2 separate regions of the Homo sapiens genome follow, and region 2 is linked to region 1. Evidence: chromatin contacts called from ENCODE Hi-C or POLR2A ChIA-PET data. All regions are on one chromosome and are shown on one strand. The core of a region is the stretch at or near the end of the contact, and the rest is flanking DNA. Distances in the headings are between cores, read along the strand shown.

What was found. Hi-C counts contacts between places; a loop is a spot of excess contacts on that map. ChIA-PET counts read pairs that join two places held with the same protein, here RNA polymerase II (POLR2A). Pooled maps may share reads with other maps.
Region 2: a loop to region 1 is called in a pooled map, with 10 times the contacts of the local background. The contact joins the promoter of EOLA2-DT here to the enhancer-like site in region 1. A Hi-C loop is called at or near these places in 3 of 168 maps with a recorded cell type or tissue (K562, Right ventricle myocardium inferior and psoas muscle), 1 of 37 single-sample maps with no recorded cell type and 7 of 50 pooled maps. POLR2A ChIA-PET finds 5 or more read pairs at or near these places in 3 of 52 experiments (BJ, HEK293 and RWPE1).

What each region holds. Positions count from the first base shown.
Region 1 is chrX:150,199,354-150,203,284 of GRCh38, forward strand. No RefSeq gene overlaps it. Among named protein-coding and RNA genes, the nearest start is that of MIR2114, 27 kb to the right of the region's middle. Within about 2 kb of position 1,763, at least 7 of the 41 ENCODE cell types and tissues checked have a DNase peak (open chromatin) inside an H3K27ac peak, as active enhancers do; they include psoas muscle, where a contact is called at or near this core.
Region 2 is chrX:149,937,298-149,941,571 of GRCh38, forward strand. EOLA2-DT (EOLA2 divergent transcript) reads left to right here and starts at 1,251. Exons shown (of 12, transcript NR_027456.1): 1 at 1,251-1,489; 2 at 3,362-3,589. It overlaps EOLA2 (endothelium and lymphocyte associated ASCH domain 2), which reads right to left and starts at 1,194. Exons shown (of 5, transcript NM_001013845.2): 1 at 896-1,194; 2 at 136-183. RefSeq lists silencers at 1,640-1,909, 2,020-2,099, 2,380-2,439, 3,090-3,199.

The DNA.
Region 1 (3,931 bases), core at 513-3,012:
AGGGGAGGGAAGGTGGCCTTGGCCAGAGTCTGGACAGCCTGAGGCCTTCTTGCAGCTGCTCCCCCACCTCCCCATCTCCCAAAGCTGCCGTTGGCCTAATATCCTGTTCTCTGCCCAGAGACTAGCCCCCTGTGAGGAGAGCTATGTGAGGACAGCGTCTCTGTTGGAGTCTGGGCCTGGGGGCCCAAGGTTTGGCCCAACTCTGCCTTCTTCCCTGGAGATACCCATTCTTGCAGCCCCCTCTCCCCTGAGTCCACAGTGGCCACATATTTGGATTCTAGCCCACAATTCAACCTTCCATCAAGAGGAGGGAGCAGTGTCTAGCAGCTGCAAAGCTCCCAAGGGCAGGCCAAGGCTAGGAGGCCTCAGGTTGCTGGGCCTGGGGAACCCAGGTTTGTGAAAATGCCCCCACCCTACCTGTTGTCAGCCTTGTCACTCCCTCTGGGGGTCCCTCAAGCTACAAAGCTCTCTTTGGATGTTTCTGGTCTTCTGTGTGCCTGCTCGGCACTAGATCAGAATGGCTCTCTACAAAGCAGCTTCTCTCCTGTAGCTGCCTCTGCCAGCCTCCCCCTGACCCTGGGAATTTGTGTTCTCTCCAGCTTTTTCTCACAGTTTTTTGCCCTAAGACTGGCTCATCTTTGTGGAGTTGCCTTCCCGGGGGCATGGTTGGAGCTTGGCAGAGCAGCCATGGCTTGAAGCCAGCAGGTCTAGTGGAGTTTCTCCTCTGCCATAAAGAACAGGAAGACTGTTGCAAAGATCCCTTTCTGTACAGCCTCTCACTTAAGCATCATTGAAATCCTAAGTCAGATACTAATGGGATTCTCATTTCATGGAGGAGCAGACCACGCCTGAGAGAGGGTGGCTGGACTGCCCAAGATGGTGCGGAGGTAGAAATGGATGGGGAACCCAGAGCCTTCAAACTCCCAACCACATCAAGGTGCTGCTTAGCTCCCCTCTGGGAACACAGCCCTCAACAAAGAGTGGGCCTCCTCCCTGCTCTAAACAAAAACCCAGCAGATGGTGGAGCAGGTTTGCTGGAAGCCTCAGCTTAGGCCTCAGTCCATTAGGACCACCCTAAATGGGGAGGTGATGTCTTTGGGTGCATATTGCAGAATGTGTGGCAACTCCAGTAGAAGAAACTCTGAGCTCAGTAGCACAGGTGGCCCTATCCTCAGGCCCTCTACAGTGCTGCAGCCACAAGCGCCCAGCGCTCCACTCCCAGTAGACCCTGCCCCTGGGCCTGCCACCATTCTCCATGGCTGACAGGCTGAAGGCTGAGCTTCTAAGCCACCCTGCCCCACAGTATGTCCCACTACTCCCACTGGGTGGGTACCCAGGATAGGTGTTCAGGGAACAGAAAGTGAGCTTATTCCTCCTTCAAGGAACTTCTTGGAACTTGCCCAGTGAAAACTGTTCAGAATTCTGAAGAATTCTAGAATTCTAGTACCAAAGTCTGGGAGATGGACAGGGCCCTCAGAGCAGCTTGTGCAGATTCTCCAAGGCGGGGTGAGCATCAGCGGCACTGGGGCTGCTGAATACACTGCAGATTTCCTGGGCTCCATGCCAGAGCCACTAAATCAGAATCTCAGGGTCGGAGCAGGGGTGGGAGTGTAGCCAGCTGCATTTTTGAAAGGGATCCACAGGTGGTTCAGATAGACTCTACAGGCTGGGGAAGTGAAGGCCCCAGATCACACATTGAGTCATCACAGACTGGGACCGGAACTGTGGTCCCTGCCTCCCACTGTGGGGCTCTCTCTCCTATGTCATCAGACCTAGCTGGCTGTCAAGGCTGCCAAGGCTGAGGAGCTATGTCCATGAGTCACTTGCTGACAACACTCATCCTGCCTTGAGGGCATGAGTCATAGCAGACCACAGCTGAGGATGGGCAGCTCCAAAGATGTCAATGGGAGACGGTGGGGATGCCTCATCTATCCTGCTGTCCTAATACTGGGTGCTCGGTGCCCTGGAGCAGGAAGAGTCCCAAGATGGAACCGCCAGTGCCTCTTGGGCAAGAGAGCCCAGTCTTTCAGAAGGAAACCTGCACAACTTCAGTTCAGTCTTCCATCTGGTGCTGTGGATCCAAACATACTGTTTTTCCAGCCCTCAGCCAGGAACCGGAGTCACTCCAGTGAACGGGCCAGATGCAGCACCTGCCCTCAGGAAACTGCAAGAAGCAAGAAGCCCATCACTGGGATGAGGCGCACCAAGGGGCAGTGCAAGATGATGCTCTGGGCATGCCAGTAGGGGCTCAGCCAAAAGATGGAGGGGAGCACGGAGGCCACTCGCAGGCAGAAGGAACTGTGTGTGCACATGAGGAAGGGGAGGCCCAGGTGGCTGGTGCCAGAGTGGAAGTGGAGGGCCAGGGACCATTCAGTGCGGCCGGGAGTGGGGCAGGGCCTTGGAGGCCCAGTAAGGATGCTTTGTTTTTTTTTTCAGAAACATGGAAAAAGGGCCGATAGGTATGTGAAAAGATGCACAACATCACTAGTCATTAGGTAAATGCAAATGATAGCCACAATGAGATACCACCTCACACCCACTAGGGTAAAAAAAAAAAAAAAAAAAAAAAAAAGAACAACACATGCACAGAAAATAACAAGTGTTGGCAAGGATGTACAGAAATTGGAACGCTTGTACATTGCTAGTGGGAATGCAAAATGGTACAGCCACTGGGAAAACAGTTTGGCAGTTCCTCAGAAAAACATAGGATGACTATATGACCCAGGAATTCCACTCCTGGGTACATACATAGCCAAGAGAATTGGAAACAGTTTTCCCCACAATGAATGTCTATCACAGATTCACGATAGCCAAAAGGTAGGGACAACCTAAAATGTCCATTGATGACGAATGGATAAACAAAATGCACTATGTCCACATAATGGAATATCAATTCAGCAATAAAGAAGAATAAAGTACTGATCCATGCTACAACACTGATGAACCTCAGAAACATGATGCTAAGTGAAAGAAGCCAGTCACAAAAGACCACATGTTGTATAACTCCATTTATATGAAATATCCAGAATAGGCAAATCCACAGAGGCAGAAAGCAGATTAATGGTTGTCAGGAGCTTGGAGAAGGAAAAATGGGAGAGTGACTGCTTAATGGGTATAGGCTTTCTTTTGGGGGTGATAAAAGTGTTCTGCAATTACATGGTGATTGTTGCATAATGTTGTCAATGTAATTAATGCCTAAGTATACTGAATTGTACACTAAAAATATGAACTGACAAATTTTATCACACACAGAGACACACACATATACCACAATAAAAAGTGAGGGGACCGATGGGAAGACCAGTTGAGAGTTCAAAGCAGTGGACGGAAGGCTGAACAGAAGGGCATGCAGGTTCCTGCCAGTTCTGAGACTTTGGTGCCTCCCTCTCCCTTTTGCGCACTGAGCACTCTAGCCAGCTTCGTTATCTGTACAGCAGGCCTGAGCATGACTTTCCTCCCCTACTCACTGTTGGGCTCCCATAAGACAATACGTGGAAGCCCTGGCACATAATAGATGAGCAGCCAATGCCAGCTCTGTTCCCTGTGAGGGGCGACGTGCTGTGGTGTTCCTTAGAGTCACACTGCGTGGCTCTTATCCTGATTTGGTCACTACTTAGCTATATGGCCATGAGTAGATCACTTCCTCCCTCAGAGTTGCCACATCCTTGTACGTAGAATACAGCCGGTCACATTCCTGTCTTCCTTTTAGTCCCTCTTGTGAAATTGTGCCAGACTGAGGCCTCTCTACCCTGGAGCCAGGAAGCACAGTTTTCTCTCAGAGCACAAAGCTCTGCCTTGGCTCGGTCCCTTGGGGAAGTTGGGAAGGACCTGATGCCTAAGACTTCCCAGAGGTCTCCAGATGGGTCCTCTTCATTCAATATGACAATGCCCTCTGTTGTTGGCCTGGGAAATCACTGAGAAGAAAATCAGA
Region 2 (4,274 bases), core at 1-2,500, 260 kb before region 1:
TTAGCCAACCCTTTTCTCGTCATCACCACAAAATCACAACAACTGTGTGTGTGTGGAATCCCTAGTAGGAACTGATGTAACTGAAAAGGCAAGAAGGGGGTTGAGTCCCCTCCTACCTGGTGCTGCAGAGAGTACCTGCTTTACGGCCAGAGGAGGAAACACTCTTCCACTTGGTTTCTTTACCTGCACAACAAGGAAGATAAAGAGGAAAGGTCATTAAATGCAAGTCAGCAAAGCTGGTTAATGGCCCTAGGAAGGTCTTCTACTCAGCAGGCATTGGAAACCAAGAGCTGGGAGGGCCGGTCCTAAGAGTAACACATGTGCACCTCACTCACGGTTTGGTTCTGCTAATCAGAGCGGTGGGACCCTCCACATCTGTCTGGGTCACAGGGTGCACCAGTCCGCAGAGCAGAAAATCATTTCAGCAAGTTGAGTCACATTCCTACAGCTGAGCACGCTCCATCCGAGGGGAGAAAAATCACACTTCCCCTCCCATTGTCATCGGACGAGGGTTTGGGGGGCCTAAATCCCATTGTCCACTGCTTAATTCTGGTTAGGTCATGCTGAGCACGGGGCCACAGGCCACAGAGCTATGCACCGCCCGGCCTGGGGTCCAGGCGAGCTTACAGCACAGGGGCCAAGCGGGAGGCAGGGAAGACCGGGCCGAGATGGGGCCGCTGTGTGTGGAGCAGCACTTGCAGACGCAGGTCGCGGGTACACGCGCTTAGAAGGAGGGGGGCCGAGACCATGGGGAGAGCAAGGGACACCAAAGGGCGCTTCGGGCGCGCCCCGCACGGGTTCTCTGCCCGAAACCCAGGGGAAAGAAACCCCAGCCCGCAAGTACCGTCTGCAAGAGGGCCGAGCACACGGGCTCCGGCATCAGGGGCCCTGGTACCTTTCAGCCGCGGCCGGTCTCACGGCCTCTGGACCCTGAGAGTCGTGGGCGTTCAGGGCCGACTCTGGCTTTTGGCCTCAGAGTACAGTCCTCCGCCTCCTCGCGACCCAGCGAGGCCACCGGAGCCAGCGAGGAGACGTGGGCCGCGGTGAGAAGAGAGAGCACCCGGCTCGTGTCAGGGCTGTAAGGTAGCTGCCGCTTACTCCCGGAAACCGGTGGCCAGTGACAGATGCTAGCGGTCCATAACTTCGGCTTTCATGCAGCTCCCGTCGTCCCTTTCATGAGGAACGTACGTGTGCGCGTAATCACGCACGTACGTACACCACGCACGTACGCAGGAGGCCCGTATTCAGCCACGCCTATACACCGCCAAATCGCTAGGAAGCCACGTATTCACGAAGCCACGCAGTGACGTCGCCACGCACGTACGCACGCACTTGCCACAAGGAGACGCTGTTCAGTTTACCGGATCCTGTCCCGCGCCAGCCAACCAGGACAAGGCCGGGGAGCTCGAGACAGGCAGCCTAGACCAAGAACCGGAAGGAGGAAAAGGAACCGGAGGGAGGAAGAGGAGGGGCGGGACGAGACCACCAGGCAGGATTTTTAAGCCCAGAGCTGCGAGACCAGCAGGAAGGAACTGGGAGAAACCAATGGGGAGGGGATGGGGGCGGGGCTGAGAGGAGGAGGGCGGAGCTGGGGGAGGGGAAGGGCGGGAGTGAGGAAACCGCTGGGGCGGGGTTGAGAGTGGGGCGGGGACTTGAGGGGATGGGGCGGGGACTTGGGATGGGGCGGGGACTCGAGGGGGTGGGGCGGGGCTGAGAGAAACCATTGGGGGCGGGGCTATGGGCGATCTGGGCGAGGAGAGGCTGCAGGAGGAGCTCGCGGACTCCTGAGAACCAGCGCGGGGAGGGAGGGGGCTGGTGAGAGGAGGAAGGTGGGGCTGAAAGAAACCAGTGGGGAGGGGTTGGGGGCGGGGCTTTGGAAGCTGGTGCTGGAGAAGCAGGGCAGGGCTGGGGGAGGAGTGGGGCGGGGCGGGGTTCGGGGGGGGCTGGGGCTCGGGGAGGGGTGGGGCGGGGCTGAGGGAACCGCCGGGGAGGGGCTCGGGGGCGGGGCTTTGAAAACAGCCTTTGGAGAAGCGGGGCTGGGGGGGCGGGGCAGGGCCGAGGGGAACCTCTGGGGTGGGGCTGGGGGGTGGGGTTTGCACGCAGCCACAGGAGAAACAGGGCGGGGCTCAGAAAAGGGTTGGATCGGGCTGAGAGAGACCGCTGAGGGGGGTGCTGGGGGCGGGGCTTTGGAAGCACCCGCGGGAGAAACAGGGAGGAGATGGGGAGAGGCGGGGCTCGGCGCGGGGCGGGGCTTCGGAGGCAGCCGCGGGAGAAGCAGGGGGGGGTTCGGGGCAGGGCGGGTCTGAGCGAAGCCATTGGGGAGCGGCTGGGGGCGGGGCCTTTTAACCAGCCGCAGGAGGAGCCGGGTGGGGCTGGGGCGGGGCGGAGCTGAGAGAAACCGCTGAGGATGGGCTGGGGGCGGGGCCTTGGAAGCAGGCGTTGGAGGGGCGGGGTAGGGCCGGGCCGAGAGAAACCACTGGGGAGGGTCTGGGGTCGGGGCTTTGCCATCAGTGGTGTGAGGAGCAGGCCGGGGCAGTGGGCAATTGAGCGAGGAACAGCTGCGGGAGGACTCCGCGGACTCCTGAGAACCAGCTTAGGGGAGCGGCGGCTTGGGGAGGTGTAGGGTGGAATCACGAGAAAGCTCTGTGGGAGGGCCTGGTGCACAGCTCAGCTGCAGGGTGGAGCTGAGGGAAAGCCGGGCGTTCCTGGAGGAGGAGCAGGGCGAGGCTGTGGCAAAGCGCTGTGGGAGCAGATGGGGCGGGGCTGCGGGAAAGAGCTGGAGAAGGAGGAGCCAAGCTGCACCAAGGCTGGCGGGTGAGAATTGCGGGGGAGGAGCTAGTGCAGAGCTGGAGGAAAGAGCTGAAAGGTTGTTGGGGTGGGCAGAGGGGTAGGAGAAGCGAGACGGGGCTAGAGGAGGCGGAGCTGGGAGCGGTGATGAAGGGGTAGCAGGGCGGGGCAGTGGGAAAGAGCTGTGGGAGGAGGAGCTGGGGGTAAGAAGCTGGGGCTGTGGCTGCAGCGGGGACTGGGTCAGAGCTTCTGGAGGAGCCGCCTGCAAGAGGAGGGCGTAGTTGTGGGAAAGAGCTGTGGGCGGAAATGGTTAAGTGCCGGGTGGAGCAGGGGCTGGCGTCGGAATAGCTGGGGCGGAGCTGCGGGAGGAGGAGCTGGGGGGCGGAACTGTGGGAGGAACAGCTGGGGCGGAGCTGAGGGAGGAGGAGCAGGGGGGCAGAACAGCTGGGGTGGAGCTGTGGGCGGAGCTGCAAGAGGAGAAGTTGGGGACGGACTTGCAGGAGGAAAAGCTAGGGGTGGAGCTGTGGGTGGAGTTGGGGGAGGGAGCTGAGGCCCTTCTGTGATGCACCCTTAGGCAAGAGTCCAAACTTTCCCGCGGCGACCTAACTGCACCTCCAGTGTCTTCCCCCAGAGGGCACAGAAGCAGCAAGAAGGGCGGGAACACTTGACTGGGGTCCATGCAGCTCTAGGCTGAGTCTTGCAGGGCTGAGCCCCCCAGGCCTGCTCTCCTGTGTCCTGGCCGCTCCGTCAGTGCCTGCCAGTGGGGTCCAGAGGGACCGTTTTTTTAACGCCTCTTTTGCAGGTAATGAGAAACATCCCCACTCTTAATGTCTTGCCTCCTCCGGCCTAAGTCGCCCAGCACACAGCCCAACTTCCCTGGCAAACTTGCTTTTCAAACTCTCTTCTCTCAGTCACGGGCTCAGGTTCTGTAGTGCTGCCATGCTTTACTCCTCTGTCCCTCCCCTTATCTAGTCTCCCGCATTGACTTCATAACCAAGTTCTGGGTCCCTGCCTCTGGAGTGCCTGATGAGACAAAACGGCTCCTCGTCCTGCATCCCCGCTGCTACTTCCAGAATTCAGGCCTCGTGGTCTGGAGCCTGCACTGTTCCATGAGCCTCCTGAGCAACCTGGAGTCCTCTGTCTTTCTTCCCTCAGGTCTGTCGTCCACATTCCATCGGCTCAGTTTCTAAGTCACAAATCTGTCCCCAGCAATCCTCTAGTGAAAACGCTGCTGGGCCTTCTCAGGTTTAAGTCCTAGCAGTTCAGGGAGTCGGCTCAGCTCTCCCCACCCTTAAGCCAAACACTCTTTGGGTTCACGCTGTGCTGTTCAGTCACTGGTCCCCACCAGCCTGCTGTTCCAGGTCTCCCTGCTTTGCACCGGCGGTTCCCATGGCCTTGTCCTGGTGCGCTCCTGGCCTCCTTCAAGGCACAACTTTAAAGTCACCTTCACAGCCCCACTCCGAGTATTAGAGACTTTCGTCTCCAGC